2 separate regions of the Homo sapiens genome follow, and region 2 is linked to region 1. The links are chromatin loops, found by intact Hi-C in ENCODE. Cell type or tissue: dorsolateral prefrontal cortex. All regions are shown on one strand.

Region 1 (8,000 bases):
GGCCTCCTGTCATTTGCAATTCTGATCATTATGCCATTAAAGACATCTATAATGAAAAATCATCATTCAAAAAATGAGATGAAAATGGGATATAAAAAGTAACAAAGAACCGGAGACCCCTCCCTGTAGACAGCCAGCTCAACTAGTCACGAACACCCTAAGGGTCTATTTTAAAAACATTTCCTCCACAAAAACATCACGGAGAGGCTTTGCTAACTACTGCCGTCTAAAAACAAATATTCTCCTCCCCTACCTGCCTAACAACCCAATCCAAAACTACACAATAGGCTGGAAAGACATGGCTCAGGCTTCTGAATCCCTGCCGGTTAATAATGACTACTTTCTTTTCTGTGTGCTTGGAAAACTTTCTTTCATTTGTTCACTTGACAAATATGTAAGACCCAGCATGGGCCAGGCACATTAAGGACGGAGGTAATAAAGAAAAGAGGAAGGGAGGAGGGAGAACAGAACAAGAAGTTCCAACCCAAGGATCCGACCCAACTTCGCACTGCTTTGCGTTTCAATCCAAACCCCATCTGGTCTGGAGGCTGTGTGTGGAGAGTGTGCATGCATGCTGCATTCTTCTGAGTCTCCATACTGCAAAGGATGAAACCAGGTAAAACAGACCTGGGTTCAGATCCCAGCTCTGCCACTTACTAGTGACATGGCTTTGTGTCACTTAACCTCTTCCAGCCTTCATCTCTGAGGTATAAACTTGAGACAGTAATAATGCTGAAGGTGACTACAGGTCACTGATGAAAATAATGTCTGTGAAGAGTCTGACACTGTGTCTGGCACACAGTAGGTGCTCAACTACTCTAAGTTTTCTTCTTCATTTCATCACTATTTCAGTCTCACCCATAGGGCAAGGTGAACTTTAGTGCATAAGGTGAAAAGCATACACAATTCAAATGACAATTTTAAAAGGCCACAAGGCCACTCTGGACTTCAACACATTCTTGCAATGGGTTCAAACCAGCCAGTGCCCCCAGCCCAGTGTTGGAAAAGACTGCCATTTCTTCAGTTGTGAATCAGAGGAAGTGGCTGGTTTGAGTTTAGGAGACATGATGACAGTGAAAATGCTAGACTCGCAGGCAGTAAGCAAGATACTCTTAGTAGAAGAGGCCCTAGGGAACAAAACCAATGATGGGAACGGCAGATTCGCAAGCCCCATCTCACCCTCACCCCAGAGCTCACACACGCTGGGTGGACGGCAGGCACTGCTGAAACAGGCATTTCTTTTCTGCCAAGCACACATAGATAACCTCCTACCATTAGGTTTCTGTGGGATGCACCTACAGCGTGCAGCCTGTCCCTGCCCTGTCCCCTATGCGCTCTCCTCCGTATCTTTTCTCCTGCTCCCAAAGCTCTCCTTTTTCTCGATGCTACTGGTACTTTCCTGCACGGAACAGTCTTTGACTCACCACACACTTTTTCTGGGATCACTGCTTATACTAGAATTCCATGAGCAGCCTATATCCTTTGCTCTCTTAGAAGTACGAGTGGTGGATGGTCAGCACGCAGGCAGAGGGCGGGGACAGCGCCTCCAGGCACATGGTAACTCCCAGCTGGTTCTCTGACTTTGGAGTCACCGGGTGATGTGCAATTCCTCACTTGTGTGCTTTGAAGGTTGCATGGAAAGAACCCCCAAATGCTTTCCAGCTCAGAAATTCCAAGATAATTTTTGGGTGTTCAATCAATTTGAAAGCTCCTACCACCAACCCCGTCAGTTTCTTTCTACTTTTATGCTTTCCAAAGCTTCCAAAATCATTCTAAGGCTCCAGGTACATTTGGGATTCTAGTTACTGAGGTTATCAGACTTAGGGCATTTCAGCTGCAGAACTTTGGAAAGTCTGCTCATAAGAAATCAGAAATGTCATTCACATGTCAATAAGATGGAGGTAAAATAGACAAGAAAAGAATTACCTTGACAATTCATAACAGACAACGAATGTGGATACATTATAAATGTTTTTGAGTGAATATGCAACAAAAATGATCACCGCAAACACTATTATAGTACTTACTATATGCCAAGAAGAATTGTAAGGGCTTTTTACAGATTATTGCATTTAATCCTCATTATAAACTTAGGAGGCAGGTACCCCTAGGATTCCTCTTTTACAGAGAAGAGAGGCCAAGTTAACTGGCTTGAGGACTCATTAGGAAGTGTCGGAGCTGTATTTGAAATTAGGTCTACTCCATAGCCTGTATTCTTAACTTTTCCTTGCTCTTAAAATTCTTCAGAACCTTGACAAGAGGGGCGAGAGGAAAAAACATTTTACTCATATTTGAGTTCCTCAAAATATCAACTCTATCTTTAAAATTATTTACATATCTTCAAAAACAAATAGTGCAAAATTCATATTTGAGTTTCACTTTCTAAGAGGGGACTATATTTTAAATTTCTCCAGTGGCCTTACACAGAGTCACGAACATCTAAAGTATAGTTCTTGACCTTTTTAGGGGCACAGATGCCTTTGAGATACTGACAAAAGCTATGAATCTGATCTCTTCTATAAAAGAAATAAACATATACACAAAAACAAAAAACTTTCTGCCTGTCATTTTGAGCTTCAGAGGCTTTTGGTTCATGGAGCTCAGGTTAAGTGCCTCTGATTGTAAACACTGTTCAACACACACACACACACGAGACACACGAGGGTACACTCTTTCTGTAAACATCATCTGCATAAGGAAGAACTTTGAACTTTCTAGCTCAGCACCCGCAGACATCTGCTGGCCATCAGTGGGGGTTTGTCTGCATGGTCACACTAAGCAGGGATCTGGGGCCTGCAGGTGGTGGGGAGACTGAGTGCACCATGAGAACCACCTACACTGAATCATCCAAATCATCATCATAATAAACTTCCAAATCATCATCATAATAAATCATATTGAACATTTAGTGTTTCCTATGTGTCGGACACCATGTTAAACCCATTGTATAGACTATCTCATTGAATCCTCACAACAAATGAGAAAACAGATGAGTACACTTGCCCAAAGGCACACACCTGGCAAGTTGAAAAGCCAGGGTCCATACTCTGGAATAGACTCTAAGCCTGTGCTCTTAAATTCTTCACTCTATGCCTCCAAACTTGGGCTCTCCGAGGATAAAACTCAGTGAAGAACGAAACCAAAGAGGTGTTACCTGCAGCCTTCTGTCGCCTCCCCCCTGCCAAACCCATGAAAACAAACCCATCAATTTTATTTAGCAGTTTCTTCAAAAGCATTTGCTAAATGTCAGAAAATATTAAGCAAAAAAATGTATTTATACCCCAACATAATACATCCCACATCCCAGGAATACGCTCACTCTTTTTGTGTTGAAGAATTTTAAAACTTTAAAAAATTCTAAGTCCAAAAAGAACTATGTCTTCTTCACTTTGGATTCCCAAAGCCTGGCATAGTTCCTAGCTCAACAAATGTCTAGGAACATTCAACAAACGAAGAGGTGATACATTTTATCAAGAATTTGACATTCTAAAATAAATATCAAGGAATGGCTGTACCTAAAATTTGTGGTCATGATGTGTTAAAAGTTGTTTTTTTTTTAAATGTGGAATTGTTTCATCTAATTTTTGCAAATATTTTAGTACACTCAAAAGGCATATAGTCTCTATGACAAGCAGGTAACAATTTATGACCTACAGTTTATAATCAGCAGCAACTCCTCCTCTCGTGAGGTGAACAGATTAGCAGCATAGTATAAAGTTTGTGGCAACAAACAGGTTCTATCCAAAGCCGTCTCTTACTACCGAGGTTGAACATAAGCACTCAAAAACACAAAATTCCCAAAGACTAAATACTACCCTACTGACATTTAAAAAAAAAAGTTTTGTTTGAATTATAATATCAGCTTATAAGAATGTGGAGATGTCAAGCACCAGTACATACACCTATAGAAGTGCGAAAACTACAAAGAAAACCGACATATCTCACAACTACTCCCAATCTCATTCTCCTGGGGTCCTAGCGCTACTTAAAAATATGTGCTAGGACGATTAAAAATCACTTATTTGCAAGACAAGGGCAAGAGTTACATCAATGTAGACGAAATCTCCTACACAGCCCATCAAGTATGGGTCCCATCCACTAGGTGGTGCTCTCCACCACACTGTTCCTCAGTGAGCAGTACAGTACATCAAAATGACAACAGCCTAGTTTTAAGATGATTTGTCTCTTGAGGATATACATTTGGTTTAAGTTTCTACTGCAAAGTTAAAGTTCTTAAGATAGGTCATGCAGACCAATTGCTCCTGTAATCTGAAACTCAAAAGAGCAAGTAATATCTAAACAAGGGGAGGGGGTGGCCCTGAGCTTATAAGGGTCTCTAAGAGCCAGGAGACAGTCAGCCTGGCTACCTCTAATCTCACCATCAAAACTGTTACCTTGTTCATTTTCTGCTTCACATCAGCAAAGAGAATAGCAAAAGCAACTTCAAGCGGCCCATAGCAAGAACATACATTCAACATCCATTCTGCTTGTCAGATGTCAATAATTTAATCTCAACTGCTTTGTTATCATTCAAACCCCAAAAGTAGAAATGTTTTTGCTTTACTCAAACTGATTTTTTTTCTCTTTTAGCAAAAACAAAAGCAAAGGAATGAATGTTCATTTTATCTCAAAGTTCTGAGAAAGAGGGTTTGGTAACAAGATATATGTCCTTGCCTCCAAAGTCATCTTTCAACTAAGTGAATGGGAATAAAATGCAGAGTATGCTGGCCTTGACCAATAATACAAATGTCCAAATTCCAAGCAAAGTCCAGGGTCTTGCTTCATCATTCCCTGTCCTCAAAAATATACAGATCCCTTTTTTCCTTTTTCCTATAATGAGGAAAGTCATTATGATCGTCTTTGGAGTGAACAAGGCAAGAAACTCAAAGCACTTCAATACACATGCAAAATAATTTTTTTTTTTTTTTTTTTTTTTTTTTTTTTTTTTTTTGGTAGAGACGAGGTCTTGCCATGTTGCCCAGGCTGGTCTCAGACTCCTGGGCTCAAGCAATCTGCCTGCCTCAGCCTCCCAAAGTGCTGGGATTATAGGCATGAGCCACCACACCCGGCCAGAAAATATTATTTCAAGAGATAAGTTACAGAACTTTCTAACATCTTCTTTGTTTGGAAATAAATGAAAAGGTAAAACTTAGTGGTTTCTAGAATTTAAAGAAACTAGCAAATTGCCAACAGCTTAGTTTTACAAAATGAGGGCTCAACTGCTAAAAATGGATTGCTCCTTAAGTGTACAAAGTAACACAAAATAATCACTCCGTAACATAACATTTGCCGGAAAAAAATGTGTGAAAACTACTAGAAAAATAATAGTTAGGTCCTGAGCAGTATATTAAAGATCTTGATTTTGAGACTCAAATTATATCTTTTCATTCTACATGAGTTCTTACTTTCTTTGGACAAAAAATTTAAGGTCCTGTATCTGAATTCAGCTCAGTGTGAAAGCTTTAAATGTAAAACTAGTATATGCAATTTAAATCCCCTTTAACAGTTTTTCAGACAATTAATTAGGTAAAGCATTTGAAACACCATACATACAAAAAATTTTCATTCATATTGCAATGAATTTCACTCAAAATCACATATCGAACTGTAATAAATTTACAATAAAAATGTAACACTAACTGCCCCCCACAAATACATATACACTTTTAAGAGATACACAGTCATGTACCTAAGAAAGGAAAGTAAAACTTGACAATGTTCAAGAAATCTTTCGAAAGCTCTACAGCATTAGTCAGCATTATCTGATCAAATATTAGCATGACCACTATTTTCAAAAGGGCCCATATGTAACAATAGCCAAAGGGGCATCTTCCTAAACTTACAGTATTACTCTAATAGAACAGACAAATTTCCTTAAGAATTGGAGTTGTACTGAACACAAAATGCCGATTTGCAATTATGAGGTCAATCTCATAACAATGAGATTTAAAACAAATTTCAGATTACGGTTTTAAATTTCTATTCATTCTCTATACAGTGGTATATTTCAATAATTACATAAACTGAAACGTTTTCCCTCCTATTTTTTCTCCAAAAGGTTCTCTACAGATGCTTACTTCGTAAAATGCAGCTTAAAATTTATTGGAAACTAAGAATTTTTTTACATGGAATCTATAAATACATGCATAATTTCTGTGCCCATAATTGGAAAAGGGCACAGAGGCTCCTATAACAATCACTAAGGAAGCTCTTAAAAACAAAAAACTTCATCCATGTTCAGGCTGAAGAATTCACATTTAACCTTTATTTTAAATTACAGCCAAAGTCTTTGTTTCAAATCCACATAAATCACTGTTCTTCTCTCTGCAAATACATTTTAGAGAAAACATTATTTAATGTTACATCTGACTTTAATAGAGTTTCCCATTTGCTTTTGCATGTTTATTATCAAACTCTAATCATGACATTTCCAAACTTATTTATACTTTCACACAAACTTCCGAAGTTTTCCCAACTTAAATAAAAACCCACAAAAACTGTGGGAAATGTTTTGCTTGAAAGATAAAAGCAACGTGGTCCAAATGTACATTTGTAATAATCAGTGTTTACTTTTGTTGTTCAAACATTCGGCTTATAGCACTTTCAATATACGCATTCAACTTAATTTTCTTGTCTCTTAAAAAAAAAAAAAGAAGGAAAGTGTTTTCTTTCCCTGTTTTGCTCTCAAAATATAAACTCATTTAATGCAAAGCATTCCCGGATCAGGCATGTTTTAAACTACGAGCACGTCTAGCCTCAACAGCATTCATCCATATTATATACAAAATGCCATTTCTTTCAAAACTTCAGTCTGGACATTTTATAAATCTAATTTCACTTTTCCTAAAAACATGAGGATATTTTACTATATAAGGCTCAATTAAAGTTTTAGTAAATAAAAATAACAAAAGAAATGATACCATAATACTAACGTAGGAAAAAGGATATATATTAATTTCATTTACTGAAAACGTTGAGGGTTTTTTCCTTGAAGTGTCTCTACTATAGATTTTACACTACATTTATTAAAATATGACAAACCTTTAACCTGGGAACAATTTACCAGTTAACATCATCTACCGAAAGAGGAAGTATACTTTGGGTAAGTAAGACACTGGAAACGATTTATGCTGCCTTTTTTCAAAGCTGCTTAGAAAATGGCTATGTACTTTTAAAAAATAATCATTAAAAACAGTCTAACGGTTGTCTTGTGATATCGTTGATCACAAGCCTAGTGATGCCACCTAATTCTAAAGACTGAAATGTGCCTCTCAAAGGGATCTAGCGCAGCCACAGTGTAATATACGTTAAAGGTAATGAAACTAAAAAGTAAGATTTCCTAATAGAATGAACATATTTTAAAGTTTTTATGATTGACAAAAGACTTCTTTTTTTAGCCATTAAAAAACTAAAAGTATCCTGACAAGAGATTCTGGTTTTGAAGTATGTCACACTCCGGTTACCCAGCCATGAATCTCAGTTCATTTTTTAAAATGAGGTCTATTTCCTGTAATTTTAGATATTTTAGAGTACAATTATTTTACATTTTTATGATGCCTTTGGGGTATCATTACAAATATTTTTATGTGTTTAAACTTAGGAAAGAAAAATTAAGTAATAGCTTCTCTTATAGGGAGCTGTCAACTCTCTCCTGGACAAAAATCTTTGTTTTAAAGCAATCTAGAGATTTATATCCCTAGTAACCATAGAAATTAATCTTAAGCTTTAGAAAAAAATTGCATAAAATGCTCTTTATTTAATTAAAATCAGAGCTCATTCTTAGAAATAAGAACCTTCTTTCGAACAGAAAGAATTTTCCACAGAGTATAGGTGGTACTCTTTGTGATAAATGAATCACGCACATTTAATTGACTTTTGAATTGTGTGCATAGAAAGTTAAGTACTTTGTTGGAAAGGATTCGCTCAGGGACTATATTCACTGAAAACTTTTCATAAGAAAAGAAAGTGAAACACAGGATTCAAACAGTGTTTGTAGATTA
Region 2 (8,000 bases), 720 kb after region 1:
CCCTTCCCTCAAATGCAGCTCTTTCCCCTCCACACCCACTGTAGCTGTGTCTCCTTTACATGTCTCTTTTTTCAAAAAGCAGCTGACCACCCATTTCCTGGCCCCACCCCTCCCACATTCTTCCAGCACATGCTCCTGTCTCCCTTGTAGTGCTGAGCACTGCTGTGACTGTACAGGGGTTGGGCCCTGCTTTTGATTAGTGCCTGTTTCTTATTGTGAGTTCCAAGAGGACATGTTCCTTTTACTCTGTTATGTCCTCAGTGCCTACCATACTGCCTGATACGGCGCACAGTACTCAATCATTATTCACTGCAACCTAGAAGTTCTCCTTCCTAATTTTGTTGTCATTCCTAATTTTTCTATTCCAACCCAAATGCCTCAGATCATTCCTTTGCTTCCGTGTGCTCACCTCCCCCAGCTTCGTTATGCTTCACCTCCAAGAGCGATCACTTAAACCTACTTCAGGGGCCCGCCCTTGCACTCCTGCAGAGATGCAAGTGCCTGGGAATTCACACACCCCTCCCAGGTGGCCCCATAGCCAGTGACTGGTGGGCCCAGAACTGTGAGAGCCCAGCTGTCTTGCATTGAGGTACGAAGTCATAATGCATTCTCCATAGCACAAAGTCATAATGCATTCTCCAGAGCACCTGGTTTGATCAGGCTGAGGCTGGGTCTTGCTTGACACCACACTGTAGCTTCTTTTCCCTGCTGGTCTTCAGGAAGCACTCCTTAATAAATTGCTTGCAGATGAAGCCTCATCTCAAAGTCTGCATCTGGAAGAACTCAACTAAGAAAGCTGCACTTTCGAAAGAGCAGAATCGTGGGTAGAATTGTATTAATAGATCTCTCGAGCTGGCTGGAGTCCTACAGGTTAACTAGAGATCTCCATGATTCATTTATTGAACATGTGTTCTGTGCTGGGACTGTGCTGGGCTGCAGATGGGGAAACTGAGGCTCAGATAAGGGAAGTGGTTTGTCTGGGGTCACAGAACATGTGAGGGACAGTGACAAGACAACAGAGTGTCCTGGGGTTTTTTGTTTGTTTGTTTTTGTTTTTTAGGTTTTTTTTGTTTGTTTTTGTTTTTTAGGTTTTTTTGTTTTGTTTTGTTTTGTTTTGTTTTGAGACAGAGTCTCACTCTGTTACCCAGGCTGGAGAGCAATGGCATGATCTCGACTCACTGCAATCTCCGCCTCCTGAGTTCAAGTGATTCTTCTGCCTTAGCCTCCTGAGTAGCTGGGACTACAGGTGGCTGCCACCACACCTGGCTAATTTTTGTATTTTTAGTAGAAATGGGGTTTCACCATATTGGCCAGGCTGGTCTTGAACTCCTGACCTTGTGATCTGCCCGCCTCAGCCTCCCAAAGTGCTGTGATTACAGGTGTGAGCCACTGCTCCCGGCGTGTCCTGGGTTTTAAGCAAAATATAGTCTCAGCTCTGGTTCTTCATCCTCCCTTATGGACCACTCGTGGGGAGGGGCTCTCAGGGCTCCTGCCTCTTTGCCTCTTGATGGCTAATTTTTTCTATCAACTTGACTGGTCTACAGATTGCTGCAATAGCTGGCAAAATCATTTCTGGGTGTGTCTGTGAGGGTGTTTCCAAAGCAGATTAGCATTTGAATCAGTAGACTGAGTAAACAAGATTACTCTCCCCAGTGTGGGAAGTCATCATCTAATCCCTGGAGGGCCCGAGTGGAACAAAGAGCAGGAGGAAGAGCACATTTTCCCTCTCTTCTAGAGCAGGGACATCCACCTTCTTCTGCCCTTGGACTTTCAGAGCTCCAGGTCCTCAGACCTTGGGACTGGGACTTATATCATTGCCTCTCCTGGTCCTCAGGCCTTTGGACACCACTGGGACTTATGTCGTTGCCTCTCCTTTGCCCTCAGACTGAATCACAACACTAGCTTTTCTGGTGTCCAGCTTGCAGATGACAATGGTGGGACTATGGAGGCAGTACAATCTCCATAATCCTGTGAGCCAATGTCTATAGTAAATCTCTTGTATCTATGTATCTCTTACTGTTTCTGGTTCTCTGAAGGACCCTAACTAATACACCTCCCCTCCCTCATTCTCTCCAAAGACAAGGCAAGGTCCAGGGCACACAGAGACAGGGAGGAGGGGTTGTTCCAGTTTTCACTGACAGCGCTGTGGGTGTGTGGAGCCTGAGGGCCTCCCTGGCTGGCTTCTCTCAGTCTCCCCAGGCTCTGGCTGTGGCAGATACGGTTTTCCATCTTGGTTGAGCTGTAATTTCAGAGATTTGGGGTTGAAGGGGTAGCAGTGACAGAGGAGTGAGTGAGTGAGGTGGCAGAGGTTGACAGTTCTAGACCAGGCGCGCGCGCGTGTGTGTGTGTGTGTGTGTGTGTGTGTGCATTTAGGATTGTTTGAACTGTGTAAGCCTGGGATTGGGCAATGCCCATGTTCTATACTCTGGGCCTTGGGGAGATATCTGTTCTTGCCTTGGGGGAATTCTCTTTCACCGATTCTCATCTCCCATCCTCCTTGCATCTCAGGTTACTGGGACAAAAGGTTAGGGCAGGATCCTGGGCCAAAGGAATGGAAGATACTTTAATTAGTCCACTTGGGCTGCCTCTACCAAGGTCAAAAGGAATATTCTTGGCACCAGGTGCCCTAGCCCAGTCCAGTCAATGTGGGGCCAAGACTTTCCAGCTGGAAGTTGAACCAAAAATCTTTATAGTACTACACCAACAGATTTGGTCTAGAGTGTCCCCTTTGCTATTTCCTTCTCAAGCCTGTGACAGTGATAGAGAAGTAGTTATGGGTCATAGTCAAATATCTTTCTATGTCATCATACCCAGCAAAAAGGCAAAAACCACAAATAACCCTTAGAAGCTAATGAAAGTGATGACTGTCTTCTCTTAGGATAATTAATCAGAATCTTCCTTTTCACTCCTGATTCCCCTCCACAGTAGGATGGTCCTAGGACAGGCAGTGGCTTCCATGGGAGGGTATTTGCAGGAATATCCCACTAAATATTCAACTTTAAATATCCTCCACTGTTTCCCACTGCTCTGGAGAGCCTCCATACCCCTCGGAAACAATAACGTGGTCAAGAGTTTATGGCGGTTATTGCATGGAGAGATCACAGCAATCCCCCAGTCTTGAGCTAATGACAGAGGCGTGACTTCTTCCAACAACAGTCATTACCTCTCAGTAGTGGTGGCTGCTGGCTGGCGAGAGAGTGCCTGGCAGATGGATAGGCCGATGAATGGAGGCCTCAGTAATTGAAATGACGAATGATGAGTCATGCACACACAAGCAGAGTGGGAGTAGCTGCGGAGGGGGATATGAAAAGGCCCATCTGCAAAACATTTCCATAAACCCAGATCTGTTTCTGCTGAAGTGAGACAGCATCTGCCAGAACCATTCTGCACCCACGAAGACAAAGACACATCCAAGAAGGAGCCTGCCCCGGGGTCTGGGAGAGAACAAGTTCAGGGCTGGGGTTTGGGCCTGGAGCACCTCCATCTTCTCTCCTACTTATGCAAATCATTATTTTCTCTTTAACTCCTTCTGTATCATTCTTCCCACCCAAAGTGCCATTCCAGACTCATCCTGTTCTTGACCCAATTGTTTCTGAACTGCTTTAGATGCTTCTGGGCTTTATTAGTCTTTGTGGGGTCAGCAAACTATGGCTCATGGGCCAAATCTGGAGTGCCATACATTTTAGTAAGTGGAGTCCTGTTGGAACACAGTCACACGCCTTCATTTATGTATCTTGTGTGGCTGCTTCTATGCTGCCATGGCAGTGTGGAACAGCCGGGACAGAGACAGGATGACCCACGAGCCTGAACGAATTCCTTCTGAACTGTATTCCTCTGCATCCACCCTAACACTGTGATATGGTTTGGCTGTGTCCCTACCCAAATCTCATCTTGAATTTTAGCTCCCATAATCCCCATGTGTCATGAGACGGACTCAGTGGGAGCTAATTTAATCATGGAGGCAGGTTTTCCCGTGCTTTTCTCGTGATAGCGAATAAGTTTCATGAGATCTGGTGGTTTTATAGTTTTATAAAAAGCAGTTCCCTTGCACGTGCTCTCTTGCCTGCCACCATGTAAGACGTGACTTTGCTCCTCCTTCACCTTCTGCCATGATTGTGAGGCCTCTCCAGCCATGTGGAACTGTGAGTCCATTAAGCTTCTTTTTCTGTATAAATTACCCAGTCTCAGGTATTTCTTCATAACAGTATGAAAATGGACTAATACACCCTGTGACACCTGTCCCAGTCCGCGAGGGTGGCAGAGACCAGAGAGGGAAAATATTATTTTCTCAAAAATGCAGTCTCAGATGCAGTCTCAGACACTTTCTTAATGCTCCAGCATTTTTTTTCTTAAGAAAGTGTCTGAGACTGCAGCTGAAAAGAAGAAGGGTCCCTCATTGGCAAAGAGGACTGTGATCACTTTTTGCTGCCTGCTTTGAGAGTTCCAAGATGAAGTTGCATGACCTGTGTCATATGTTTGTTTTTTCTCTTCTGGACATTTCAGTTTATTACTTTTATTTTATTTTGCTTTTCCTCTCTTTTTAACATCCACATTTCCTTCTCTGTACATTTATTCACAAAGGAAACATTTTCTGGTTTGATGTTGTGTTACAGGCATGGCTGTATCTATCAGTCAGGATGGGCTAAGCTATGCTGCAGTAAAAAACAACCCCCAGTTTTCAATGGCTTAAAAGAACAGAGGTCTCTTTCTTGTTGGATATACTACAGTGTGTCCAGCCTGGACTGGGAGAAGGCTCTGCTCACCAGGTGATTCAGGATTGTAGGTTGATGGTACCTCTTGAGCCCTGACCATGTGAGGGCCTGAGGGAAAGGGAACTCAGCCCAGAAGTGGCTCACACCCATTTATTTTCCCCATCAGTTAGTTACATGGCTTCCTCCAGCCACAGGGAGTCAGAAAATAAATTTCTACCCCTTGCCTAGAAAGGAAGGAGCGCCGGATATTGCTGAGTAGAATGATTGATCATCAAACACTGGTGCTATGGAAGTAAATAAGAACAAACCATGGTCTGGGCTCTGGAGGAGAACCAAGTCTCATATATGATTTATTGAGTTCTTACTGCATATACAACACTTTGTAGTTGTTATGGCATTTGATCTTCACATTAGTCATGAGAAGTTTTCTAACTTCAATTTCAGGGCAGAAAACTTAGTCCTGGCAAAACTAAATGACTTTATTAACATCACTCAGCTGGTAGGACTTGAAGGCAAAATTCTGGCTTCAAAGTATGAGCTCTGTATGGTACCCCAAGGACTCATATCTCCCTGCTTGAACCTTGGATTTCCACCCATGTCATCCTCAATGCCACTGATAAACACGGTAGTCTCGGGGTCTCTTAGATATTCTGGGTAGGGAAGAATTCAATGATCGCCCCATGGTGGGAAGGGAAAAGATGAGAGATTAATTTGGGTAAATCCATTCTGGCTTGATTCACCCAAATCAAGCCCATCTGGTAGATATGATTATTTTGTCTTGTGTCAGATAAATGATCACGATGCCTGACAAGCAATCTTCATAAAACTTCATTCTTTATAAACCTTTTCCCTGCTCAGTGGGCTTCATCAGTGATTCCTTATTGCCTTCAGGAAGAAGTCTAGTTTTCTTTGATTTTCAAAGTCCTGCCCAGTTGGGCACATGCCCCTCTCATGGCCCCTTTTCCTTGTCCAGTGTGCTCTGTCTGGAGCTTCCATCCCAGCTGCCTCCCCCTCAGCACTTCTGCACATGGAGAGATTCAGGTAACAGAAAATTGTGAGTATGGACTAACATATTAACAGTAGGGTGGGTGAAGAGGGAGAGATATCGGAAGACTTATGTGTCAGGAAATAGAGTTTACATTTCTTTTTTTTCTTTCTTTTGAGACAGGGTCCTGCTCTGTCACCTGTGCTGGAGTGCAGTGTCACAATCACAGCTCACTGCAGCCTCAAAATCACAGGTTCAAGTAATCCTCCCACCTCAGTCTTTCAGGTAGCTGGGACCACAGGCATGTGCCACCATGCCTGGCTAATTTTTTTGTATTTTTTGTAGAGATGGGGTGTTGCTATGTTGCCCAAGCTGTTCTCAAATACTTAGGCTAAAGTGATCTTCCTACCCTGGTCTCCCAGAGTGCTGGGATTATAGGTGAGAGCCACTGTGCCCAGCCTAGAGCTTACGATTTCTTGAATGGGGCAACCAGTGGTCAAAATTCTGAAGACAGTGAAAGGAAGAATAGTGTGCAAGAGAGTAACTCCATGAAATTGCTTTATCCCCTCAACTGAACTGAATTGATAATGATGATGTTAGAATCCCAGCAGCTGCCATCTACACCAAGCACCTCTGTGCTGGTCTCTGTGTTAGATCCCTCATGAACATTATCTCACCTAATTATCATAAAGTGCCTGGGCCTAGGAAGCGTTTATAATACCACCATTGACATTTGAGAAAGTAGGTTGGATACTTTAACAACCTTGTCCAAAACTGCAACATCGAAAAAAAACAGAATCAGGATATGGCCCCCCAACTGTCTACTTCCAAAGCCTAGATTGTTTCCTCTATACCACTGCATCTTCAAGGGCAATAGATTTCCTGTTGCTGACACAGGGATTTAGGTCAAATATGTGAATTTCTAGAGGCCAACTGCCTGATTTGGATGTAACAGCACAATTCCTGGAAGGCTTAAATTGTGCGTCATTGAAGCTCTTCCATTGGAAAGTTGAAATGTCAAACACACACCCACAGCTCAGCACATATGCAATTCAGGAGCCATTTCCTTGAAACTAGCATCTTGTTACAAAGGCATAATGTTGAAGACTGAATCTCCAGCCTGTGTGTGCTACATGTCCTCTTCCCCTTGTCTTTCTCCTCCTCCTCCTCTTTCTTCTTCTTCTTCTCCTCCTCCTCCTCCTCAAGGCTTTCCATATGAGGTCTCTCACCCACTGTTCACACCTTACCCACCTGACCTTCTGCCCTTCCCCATCTCCTCGGGCCATGCACAACAGCCTGGGCCTGGTGTTCCCAGTCTTCTTGCCCTTCTTTGTCCCTTTTCGTCCATCCATCTCTGCACATTCACAGCATAGCTAGTCTTTCATCAGTATCACAGATAATTCATTTTCCTTGAAGACTTTTCTTGTCCTGCCCTCACCGAAGACAAACCTGCACTGTTGTACTTTGTGTCCTCTTATGGTGTGCATTATGAACTCTACTTGTGGGCTTATGTCTGTGATTCCCTTACTAGACTTCAAATTCCATGAAGGCAGGGACCAGGTGTGAAGTCCACTGTTATGAGCCCTGCCCTAGAGAAGGCATTGGCAGGCATTCAAAAACAGATAAATGGGCATTTAATCTATTTTAAAATCTATTCCTTGGAACACTTACAGTATAGTTGCAAAAGTGTTTTCTATCCAAATATTGGTGAAGTAAATTAAGTTTTAGAAATACTTTTTTTTTTTTTTTTGAGACAAAGTCTCCCTCTATGCCCCAGGCTGGAATGCAGTGGTGTGATCACAACTCACTGCAGCCTTGACCTCCTGGGCTCAGGTGATCCTCCCACCTCAGCCCCATGAGTAGCTGGGACTACAGGTATGCACCATCATGCCTAGCTAATTTTTAAATTTGTGTAGAGATGGGGTCTAACTAGGTTGCCTAGGCTGGTCTCAAACTCCTGAGCTCAAATGATCCTCCCACTTTAGCCTCCTAAAGTGCTGGGATTACAGGTGTGAGCTACCATGCCCTACCAGAAATACTTCTTATATCCCCTGTCTTGAAGAGTCCCGTGAATAGTGGCATACCAAAAGCTCTGAGAATTCCTTCAGTAAAGAACTTCATTTTCACTTTTTAAACTAGTAAAAACCAAACTTATTTGTCTATTAGCATGCTTTTCCACAAATACACATTACTCCTCAGAACTCTTCCCTAGGTGTGCTGTAAGAAATTAAGAAGACAAGGCCTTCCTGGTCCAAGGCTAATGGAAAAGATTTGTAATTCTGGGAGAGAGAAATAGGGAAAGA

The links. Peaks named below come from ENCODE experiments on the same cell type or tissue, not always from the same donor. Only the 100,000 strongest peaks of a DNase experiment are listed, where the experiment ranks them.
Region 2: it touches region 1 in a loop (4-fold over the local background); 2 of 110 quality-filtered maps call a loop at or near these places.

What each region holds. Positions count from the first base shown.
Region 1 is chr4:4,484,479-4,492,478 of GRCh38, forward strand. The region is part of intron 1 of STX18 (syntaxin 18); the gene reads right to left. Among named protein-coding and RNA genes, the nearest start is that of STX18-IT1, 6.8 kb to the left of the region's middle. RefSeq lists a silencer at 4,016-4,135 and an enhancer at 5,643-5,822. In dorsolateral prefrontal cortex, CTCF peaks have their summits at 4,089 (motif pointing right) and 4,289; a DNase peak (open chromatin) is centred at 4,103.
Region 2 is chr4:5,203,367-5,211,366 of GRCh38, forward strand. The region is part of intron 3 of STK32B (serine/threonine kinase 32B); the gene reads left to right. Among named protein-coding and RNA genes, the nearest start is that of STK32B, 160 kb to the left of the region's middle. RefSeq lists enhancers at 1,791-2,291, 2,292-2,792. In dorsolateral prefrontal cortex, no CTCF peak of the experiment used is centred here; a DNase peak (open chromatin) is centred at 3,225; H3K27ac peaks cover 1,625 bases.